Linked DNA regions of Homo sapiens: region 2 is linked to region 1. Evidence: chromatin loops called from intact Hi-C (ENCODE). Cell type or tissue: pancreas. All regions are shown on one strand. Region 1 overlaps SLC4A9 (solute carrier family 4 member 9). Region 2 overlaps CYSTM1 (cysteine rich transmembrane module containing 1).

Region 1 (4,000 bases):
TCCCAGAAGGGAAAGGTGTCTGGGCAGAGGGAGAAGGGGAAGAGTGTGCGGCAGGGAACTCTCAGGAAGGAGATGACCCCCAATCCATTCTCCAGAGCAGGTGACCAGGGTGGAGTCGCTGAGCCCAGAGCTGAGAGGGCAGTTGCAGGCCTTGCTGCTGCAGAGACCCCAGCATTACAACCAGACCACAGGCACCAGGCCCTGCTGGGGTGAGAGCCCCTCCCTGGGCCCAGGACCAAGACCCTGGTGTGGCAGGGTCTCAGATCTCCCCTGCACCTTCCAGGGCTAGAAGTAGCCCAGGCTTAGTTCAGGCTCCAACCCAGGACTCATGAGCAAGAGGAAACTGGTGGTAATGTTGTGGGGAGAAGATTCAGGGGGCTAGAATCGTAAGAGAGTTCTGTGAAGACATGTACTTGGTAGGCACTAGGCCTACCATTTGATCTTCACAGTATCTCATTTGATCTTCACAACCACCCTGTAAATAGTACCACAATTATCCCCATTTTAGTGGTGAGAAAACTGTGGCTCAGAGTGGAGAAGGGTATACTCTAATTCTTACAGCTTGTCAGTGGCAAAAGTGATTAGGGAATCCTGGTGGATCCACCCCCAAAGCCTGTGGTCTTAATCACTGCATAATCCTGTTTTGTAGGCTCTACTCATCCAAGAAAGGCTTCTGACAATGAGGAAGCCCCCCTGAGGGAACAGGTTTGTGGCCCTTCCTTGGGGTCCCTTTCCAGTGGCTGGGAGAGGGGTTAGAAATTAACAAAAGTCTACTCTCCACTGGATTTCTCATCATTTGAGATCTTATCCTCCCCAAATAACCTTTCATATTCTGTGTCTCCTTGAACCCCCATCCAGTGTCAGAACCCCCTGAGACAGAAGCTACCTCCAGGAGCTGAGGCAGGGACTGTGCTGGCAGGGGAGCTGGGCTTCCTGGCACAGCCACTGGGAGCCTTTGTTCGACTGCGGAACCCTGTGGTACTGGGGTCCCTTACTGAGGTGTCCCTCCCAAGCAGGTGAGGCTACTGAGTGAGTGGGAGTCAGGGATCCCAGAACCTAGAAGGGTCTTTACTGAGGAGGGGAAGGAGGGTCTCAGTCTGATTCTCTGAGGCTGTGGGGAGGATGGTGCTCAGGGGTCTGGGGAGAGAGTAGTGGTCAGGGCTGCATGGTAGGTGTGCAAATGAGTGTGTTTATGGGAGCTGATAGGTCAGAGCTGAGCATCAGAGGCCAGGGCTGCCCTGTGGGAAAGCAGCCTGTGAATCTCTGGGGCCTGGTTCCTTCCTCAGGTTTTTCTGCCTTCTCCTGGGCCCCTGTATGCTGGGAAAGGGCTACCATGAGATGGGACGGGCAGCAGCTGTCCTCCTCAGTGACCCGGTGAGCTGAGCAGGTGTGTGTGTGTGCGCGCGCACGCGTGCATGCCTGTGTGTGTGTGCACACATGCATACATGCATGGGCTCATGTGAGTGTGTGTGTGTGGACTCTGTATGTGTCCCTAAATACAGCAATGAGGCACAGTGAGCACTGAGACTGAAGTTTCCTCGTCTCCTAGTGCAGCCCCATTACTGGATGAGTGCTGGCACACTGTAGGCACTCAATAGATACCCACTGAATGAATGAATTAATGCATGCATAAAGGAATGTGTGAATGACTTGTCTGCCTCTGTGACTTGTGTCTGTCTAGTTTTGAGACTATGAAAATGCATGTAAGAGACCAGGTTTGCACTTACCACCCATTCTGTGCCCCCATTCCCAGCAATTCCAGTGGTCAGTTCGTCGGGCCAGCAACCTTCATGACCTTCTGGCAGCCCTGGATGCATTCCTAGAGGAGGTGACAGTGCTTCCCCCAGGTCGGTGGGACCCAACAGCCCGGATTCCCCCGCCCAAATGTCTGCCATCTCAGCACAAAAGGTACCTGGGAGCCATCATCCCATACAGATTCCTGCCCATATAGGCCCTGGGTCTAATTCCATTGTTGAGGAGGGGTGGTGTCCCAGGAAAGAGATAGGGACCTATCTTTGGATTTGGAGTCAGGCAGACCTAACTCTGAGTTCTGCTGGACTACTCTCTCGCTAAGAGACCTGAACAAAGACCTTCCCTGCCCGAGCCTGGCTTTCACAGGTCGCAATATGACCTGGACCTTCTAGAGGCCCAGGTGTCGCCATGGTTCCCTCGCCGGCAGAGACAAGAGCAGCCGCTAGGGGGCAGGGCGCCACGAGCTCTGGACCGAGTCGCAGACTGGTTGGAGATCCTCAGCCAACCTGGGGTTCCCCTCCTCCTCAGGCTTCCCTCGCAACAGCGGGAGATCAGAGGTCCCGCCGTCCCGCGCCTGACCTCGGCTGAGGACAGGCACCGCCATGGGCCACACGCACACAGCCCGGAGTTGCAGCGGACCGGCAGGTGAGGCGAGCTGGGAGGAAACAAGGGTAGGTGACCTGGGGGAGGGGAGGAGTCACAGGGAAACTGAGGTGTGTGCTCACTGTGGGAGGGGCTCACCCGGTCACAGGGAAAGTAGCGGGGATGCGGGTGTGGAGTGTGAAAACCTGGATCACTGACGACCCTCGGGCGGGAGGCTGTTTGGGGGCCTTATCCAGGACGTGCGCAGGAAGGTCCCGTGGTACCCCAGCGATTTCTTGGACGCCCTGCATCTCCAGTGCTTCTCGGCCGTACTCTACATTTACCTGGCCACTGTCACTAATGCCATCACTTTTGGGGGTCTGCTGGGAGATGCCACTGATGGTGCCCAGGTGGGTAGGGCCCAGGGGGCAGGCACAAGCGTTGGTGTCCCCTAGTCCATCCCTTCCCCTGGGACTATGGGTAAGTTAAGGAGGCTCTCCCAAAGCTTCAAAGGACCCCGAGGACTTCAGGGTCCTGTGCTGAGCCCCTGTTGGCTTCCAGGGAGTGCTGGAAAGTTTCCTGGGCACAGCAGTGGCTGGAGCTGCCTTCTGCCTGATGGCAGGCCAGCCCCTCACCATTCTGAGCAGCACGGGGCCAGTGCTGGTCTTTGAGCGCCTGCTCTTCTCTTTCAGCAGGTAGGAGAGCTCCCCCCATCACCGGACCCTCACTAGTGCCATGGTCAGCCTGCTCCTGGCTGGGTGAATAGGAGAGAGTGGGAGCTATCTGTTTGGGTTGAGGGACACCTGACCTGGGTTTAGTGGGAAGCAGACAGCCCTGCTAAGCCAGCCTTCCTGTCTCTCATCCCCACAGAGATTACAGCCTGGACTACCTGCCCTTCCGCCTATGGGTGGGCATCTGGGTGGCTACCTTTTGCCTGGTGCTGGTGGCCACAGAGGCCAGTGTGCTGGTGCGCTACTTCACCCGCTTCACTGAGGAAGGTTTCTGTGCCCTCATCAGCCTCATCTTCATCTACGATGCTGTGGGCAAAATGCTGAACTTGACCCATACCTATCCTATCCAGAAGCCTGGGTCCTCTGCCTACGGGTGCCTCTGCCAATACCCAGGCCCAGGAGGTGGGTAAGGGAAACAGGGACCTTGGTCAGGTGAAGAAGGATGTAGGGAAGGGGAGGGGCTGCACCCTTACTATCCCCCCTGGTTAAGTTCAGCAAAATGCTGCATACTTACCCAATAACTGGCAGTACTATTTACACTCTGGTTCTGAATCAATTGAGAAATAAGACAACAGAAGGCCTGATATCATCTTCCTTTCTGACAACACTGATAAAGGAACATGGGTTATATCTGTGGGTGAATGGGCTTCCTAATGATGAAGCCAAAATTGAATAGACTTACCCACCAGTCGTGGAAGCACTGGTTTGAGACTATCTTACCCCAGGGGAGTAGAGCTAAATACATACATCAAACAGGCAGCTTATACTCGAGAGAGGGGAGAGAAAGGGGCAGGGCCAGGTATGCCCAGCTTCATTTCCTGAAATCACCAATCAAATATATCACTGCTCTTCTGGGTGAGAGTGGCCGGCCAGGTGGAGAGAGGCTTGGAGTATTACACTTGCATATATCCCTCCACATGGAAGGCAACCCCAGG
Region 2 (4,000 bases), 120 kb before region 1:
CTACAAGCAAGGACCCATCCACAGCTCGGCAAGCCCTCACCCTTTCCAGACCAATCCATGTAAACGCCCGCACCTGTCTGGAGAGCAATGGCAACCTGAATGCTTGTTGGGTTGGGTTGCAGTCAGGTGAGACACAGGTTGGTGGGTGAGTTGGTTGGCCAGCTCCTGGTCTACTTCACCTTGGAGTGGGTATCTTGGGACTAAGCTTCACAGAAAAGCCAGGCCAGAGCTGAAGCTGCAGGAAAAGGAGGCAGGAGGAGTAGGGCAGGAAGAGAGGCTCGGGAGGCCCAGGGAAGGCTCTGAGCTTAGTAGGCAAAGGCAGCTGCTGTTGTGGAGCCTGGGCCAAGGCTGTGCTGATTCTGTCAGCTCCATATCCATCTCCCTGTATAAGAAGGGGAAAATGGAAGAGGTTCCTACCTTCTCCTATCTTACCCTTCAAACAGTCTGATGAAAACTACAGACCCTTGATTGCCTCTGCCCAGATATTCCCTGGAAGGACAGAAGCTGGGCTGGTCCCTCTGCTGTTCCTGGTCATCCTTCGCCCTATCACTCTCCCACTCAGCACACGGACCTGGTACTTACTCACTGGCCTTGAACAGAGGCACAGTGGCATTGCCTTTAGGACATTTTGTTCTCATCAGTGTAGCCCCTTTGCGCTGGGTAGTAAACGATGCCACTGCACTTGCACATCCAAGGAAAGCTGAACTGAAACCATAGCAAGTTGAGTCTTCTCTCTCTCTGCCCCTGCAGGAGCCGTCTCATGGCTGTCTTGACGTTTTTACTTATTGGGAAAATGCTTAAAGATTTTCCCTTCCCTTCCTACCTCTGCATCTGAGCAGTAAAGGGCTATTGTGGATCCTCTGAAACCTCCCGGAAGGCTGGTTGGCCTCCTTCTGTCGGTCTAGATGCCCAATGCGGGGCAAGGGCAGTTGAGCAGACTACAGGTCCTCCTGCCCCTGGCAAAGCCATCATCTCCCCTGGTGGCACTTTTTGGAAGGTGTGGTGATTGTAGTTGTCTTAGCAGTTGAGGGCCAGCCCTGGGTGCCCATCGCTGGTCTGGGTGATAAGGGGCCACGGTGCTGCTTCCTCACTCCTGGAGCAAGAAGGCTGCAGGCATCAGAACCCTCTGGGAGGCTCTGGTCTTTCTGTTTGCCTTTCCCGCCTAGCTCTCTTGGGTTGGGACTGGTACAGACACTTGCAAAAACAAGAAGGACCTAATAAGGCTCAATTACCACATCAAGGCACTCGATTCATCATTTACAAAGTCCCAGCCATGCAGATGAAGGTTTCAGATGCCAGAATGGGGCTGAGAATTGGAGCCTTCACCTGAGAAGGCCTATACTCACACTTCCTGCAGGTCATCCCTGCCCTGACCTCTATGGAAACTGGAGCCCCACTTGCCCATTGCCTACCCAGAACCAGGTTTCTGAGTAGCCCATGTGAATGTCATCTCTGGGAATGTACAATACAGTAGTCCTAGATCCTGGGACCAAGGGGACTACTGGTTGGTGTGTCTGGTGGCCAAAGTGGCAGTGGGCACTGGTGGCCCTGGAGAAGACCCCAGGGCTTGTTGGACAGGCCTGGCATCGTCCATCTATCTTTTCTGCTTCCAGCTTGAAGGCAAGAAGGTGGGAGGTGCCCCTGCCAGAAACTGCTCAGCTCTTCCCAAAGCTGCTGCGCACCTGAGACCCAGGGCTTCCTGGGCCTTTCTGACCTAGCCTGGGCTCCTGGGCCACATCTGTGTGCTCACGCACCTCTCCCTGCACGTTCCCCACCCCACACTTGTGTTTGCATCCATGTGGCAAAGCTCTGGGTGCCTGCCCCTCTGCAGGCCCCACATCAGACTGGGGCTGAGAATACTGAGGGTTGATTCAAAGGGCTGACTGCGGGCAAGAGAGGCAAGCCAGTGCAGGGTCCCCTGGACCTGACCCCCACTCCACCTGTAGTCCCCTAGGAATAGTCCCTTCTTCTCTGGGGCCGGTTGAATAGGGTGGTCTGAGACACTAGATAGCGAATGAGGGATGAGCCTTTTGGCGCTGATGCTTATGGAAGGAAACCAGTCCTTAAGACCCTGCCCGCGTCAGGAGCTGGAACCCAGCTCCGGTCCCTAGACTGGCCACAGGGGGGCACTTGATCTCCAAGAAGCAGCTCAATCTGAGCAGCCACAGCAGGCACCAGAACCTCTTCCCAGGTTGGGCACTGACTGCTACCAACGTGCCCAGAAAGGTGGTGCCTGTTACCATCCCAGCACCCCCCCACTGCTCTTTTAACCCCTCTCCCTTTTTTCCGTCTTTTTAAAAAGGTTTATATTTTTAAATAGCATTCCAATTACAGAAATTGAGAGAAGAGTTGCCGAGATGGTAGTTTCTGTAAACAGTTTAACATCTTATGTAACCATAGTTCTGCCTGCTTTTTGTCTTCTGCTTGGCTGTAGAGGAGGCAGTTGCCAGGATGGCCCATCTCTGGTTGTGGAACACCTGGGTTGGGGCCACCTCTGCCACAGCTCCTGCTGGGTGACTCGCACTGCCAGCTAAGCCTCAGTGCACAGAGGGCCCCGGGCTTCAAGTACTGAGTGGCCCAGGACCCAGGTAGCATGGGGTGCCAGCCAGGATAGTGCACGAGTTCTCAGGCAGAGTCCCCCATTGGGAAGTGGGGAGTGACGGGGATGGTAGCAGAGCAGAATGCCAGGAATGGTGAGGCCCTGGGGTGGGTGGGGATCCTGGGGCAGAGACTAGGCTGTGCAGCTCAGTGCACCCTCTGGAGATGCAGTACCCTGAACCCTGCACCTAGAAGATGCAGTTGTAAAATTTCTGGGCCCCACCGCAGGTGCTCTGAAGAACTGTGAGGGCTGCCTTGGGGGTTTCTCCTGCGCTAGTCATCCCTGCTTTGGGCGACTGAAGCAAGGAAAACGCAGGTCACTCCCACCTCCAGACCCACGCTACTCCCCATTGCCCATCCTCCCAACAGCCCAGGAGCAGAGATTCTGTCCTCAGCTAAAGGTGAAAAGGTCCTAAGGCTTTTGGGAAACTTGGTGCTCCAGGAAATAAGTGACTCGGGTTTCTAAGTTATGTGTGGGCACTCAACGCCCCTGTCATGGCTGTCACAGCCCTCTGGTTTGAAGTCCTCCATTTTGTAGCTGCTGTTTCTAACCTCTGTCAGCACTGCCTGGGAGTAATGAGTTCAAAGTCCCTAGTTCCCCACGTTTCCAAGTATGTTATGTGAAAGCCCTGGCAAGAACGAACCTGATTAAACTGGAGGAAAAAGGTGGAGCAAGCAAGACTAGGACGTTTTTGTTTCCCCAGTTAAGCTGCCTGAGGTTCAGGGGCTCTGACAGGTGAGAAAGGCATGGCCACCGCCTCAGCCCTGTCTCTGGAGGCTGGGGAGAAGGGGAAGCAGTGAGGAGACTGACTGATGTCCTGATGCCCATGCCCCACACGGCGGTCATGAAGACTGAGTGGCCCCATGTCCAGAAAGCCCTCAGCACAGGGCCTGGCACTTGTGAATACCTCAATAAATGGTAACTTAAGAGAGCCTGTGAGGCCCCTCCCACTGCAGCCAGCCTCCAGCTGAGTCTCTGGCCTGAAGCCCAGGGATGGCCTGCACATGAATCAAGCAGGCTATTTCCAGAGCTGGCAGGGGAGGGGCTTTCTGTCCCAGGGGCAGGCGAGCCAATCCTGTGACAGGGAGAGCACAGGGAAGGGGTTATTCAAGGGGATCTGCATGCCATTGTATTCTGGTTTCCCTGTCCAGAGCTGCCCATGCAGGATCCCGGGGTGGGCAGGCCATCCAGGCAGATGGAAGGGACACTCTGCCTGGGGCTTTCCTGCTGCAGTGACCCCAGGGCCTGGGGTGGCCAGGCTTCAGTGGGTAGGGTAGGCTCTGGCTGGATGTGAGAGATGACTTTGCTGTAGCCCCAGTCACCTCTGTTCTCTTTCTGATCCCTTTTCTATCCCAGTTGGGTATGAGCAAGCCTGGCTTGCCAGAGGCTTTAGAGCCATAA

The links. Peaks named below come from ENCODE experiments on the same cell type or tissue, not always from the same donor. Only the 100,000 strongest peaks of a DNase experiment are listed, where the experiment ranks them.
Region 2: a loop joins it to region 1, with 2.2 times the contacts of the local background. A loop is called at or near these places in 82 of 110 quality-filtered maps.

Annotation. Positions count from the first base shown.
Region 1 is chr5:140,361,159-140,365,158 of GRCh38, forward strand. It overlaps SLC4A9 (solute carrier family 4 member 9), which reads left to right. Exons shown (of 22, transcript NM_031467.3): 3 at 96-209; 4 at 650-705; 5 at 859-1,016; 6 at 1,287-1,374; 7 at 1,754-1,908; 8 at 2,281-2,397; 9 at 2,570-2,744; 10 at 2,896-3,029; 11 at 3,205-3,467. Among named protein-coding and RNA genes, the nearest start is that of SLC4A9, 3.0 kb to the left of the region's middle. RefSeq lists enhancers at 1,897-2,046, 1,917-2,462. In pancreas, a CTCF peak has its summit at 2,199 (motif pointing right); DNase peaks (open chromatin) are centred at 2,203 and 2,983; H3K4me3 peaks cover 305 bases.
Region 2 is chr5:140,237,923-140,241,922 of GRCh38, forward strand. The region is part of intron 2 of CYSTM1 (cysteine rich transmembrane module containing 1); the gene reads left to right. Among named protein-coding and RNA genes, the nearest start is that of PFDN1, 63 kb to the right of the region's middle. RefSeq lists enhancers at 1,304-2,142, 2,981-3,819, 3,820-4,000. In pancreas, CTCF peaks have their summits at 2,098 (motif pointing right) and 2,304; DNase peaks (open chromatin) are centred at 2,129, 2,581 and 3,589; H3K27ac peaks cover 1,037 bases.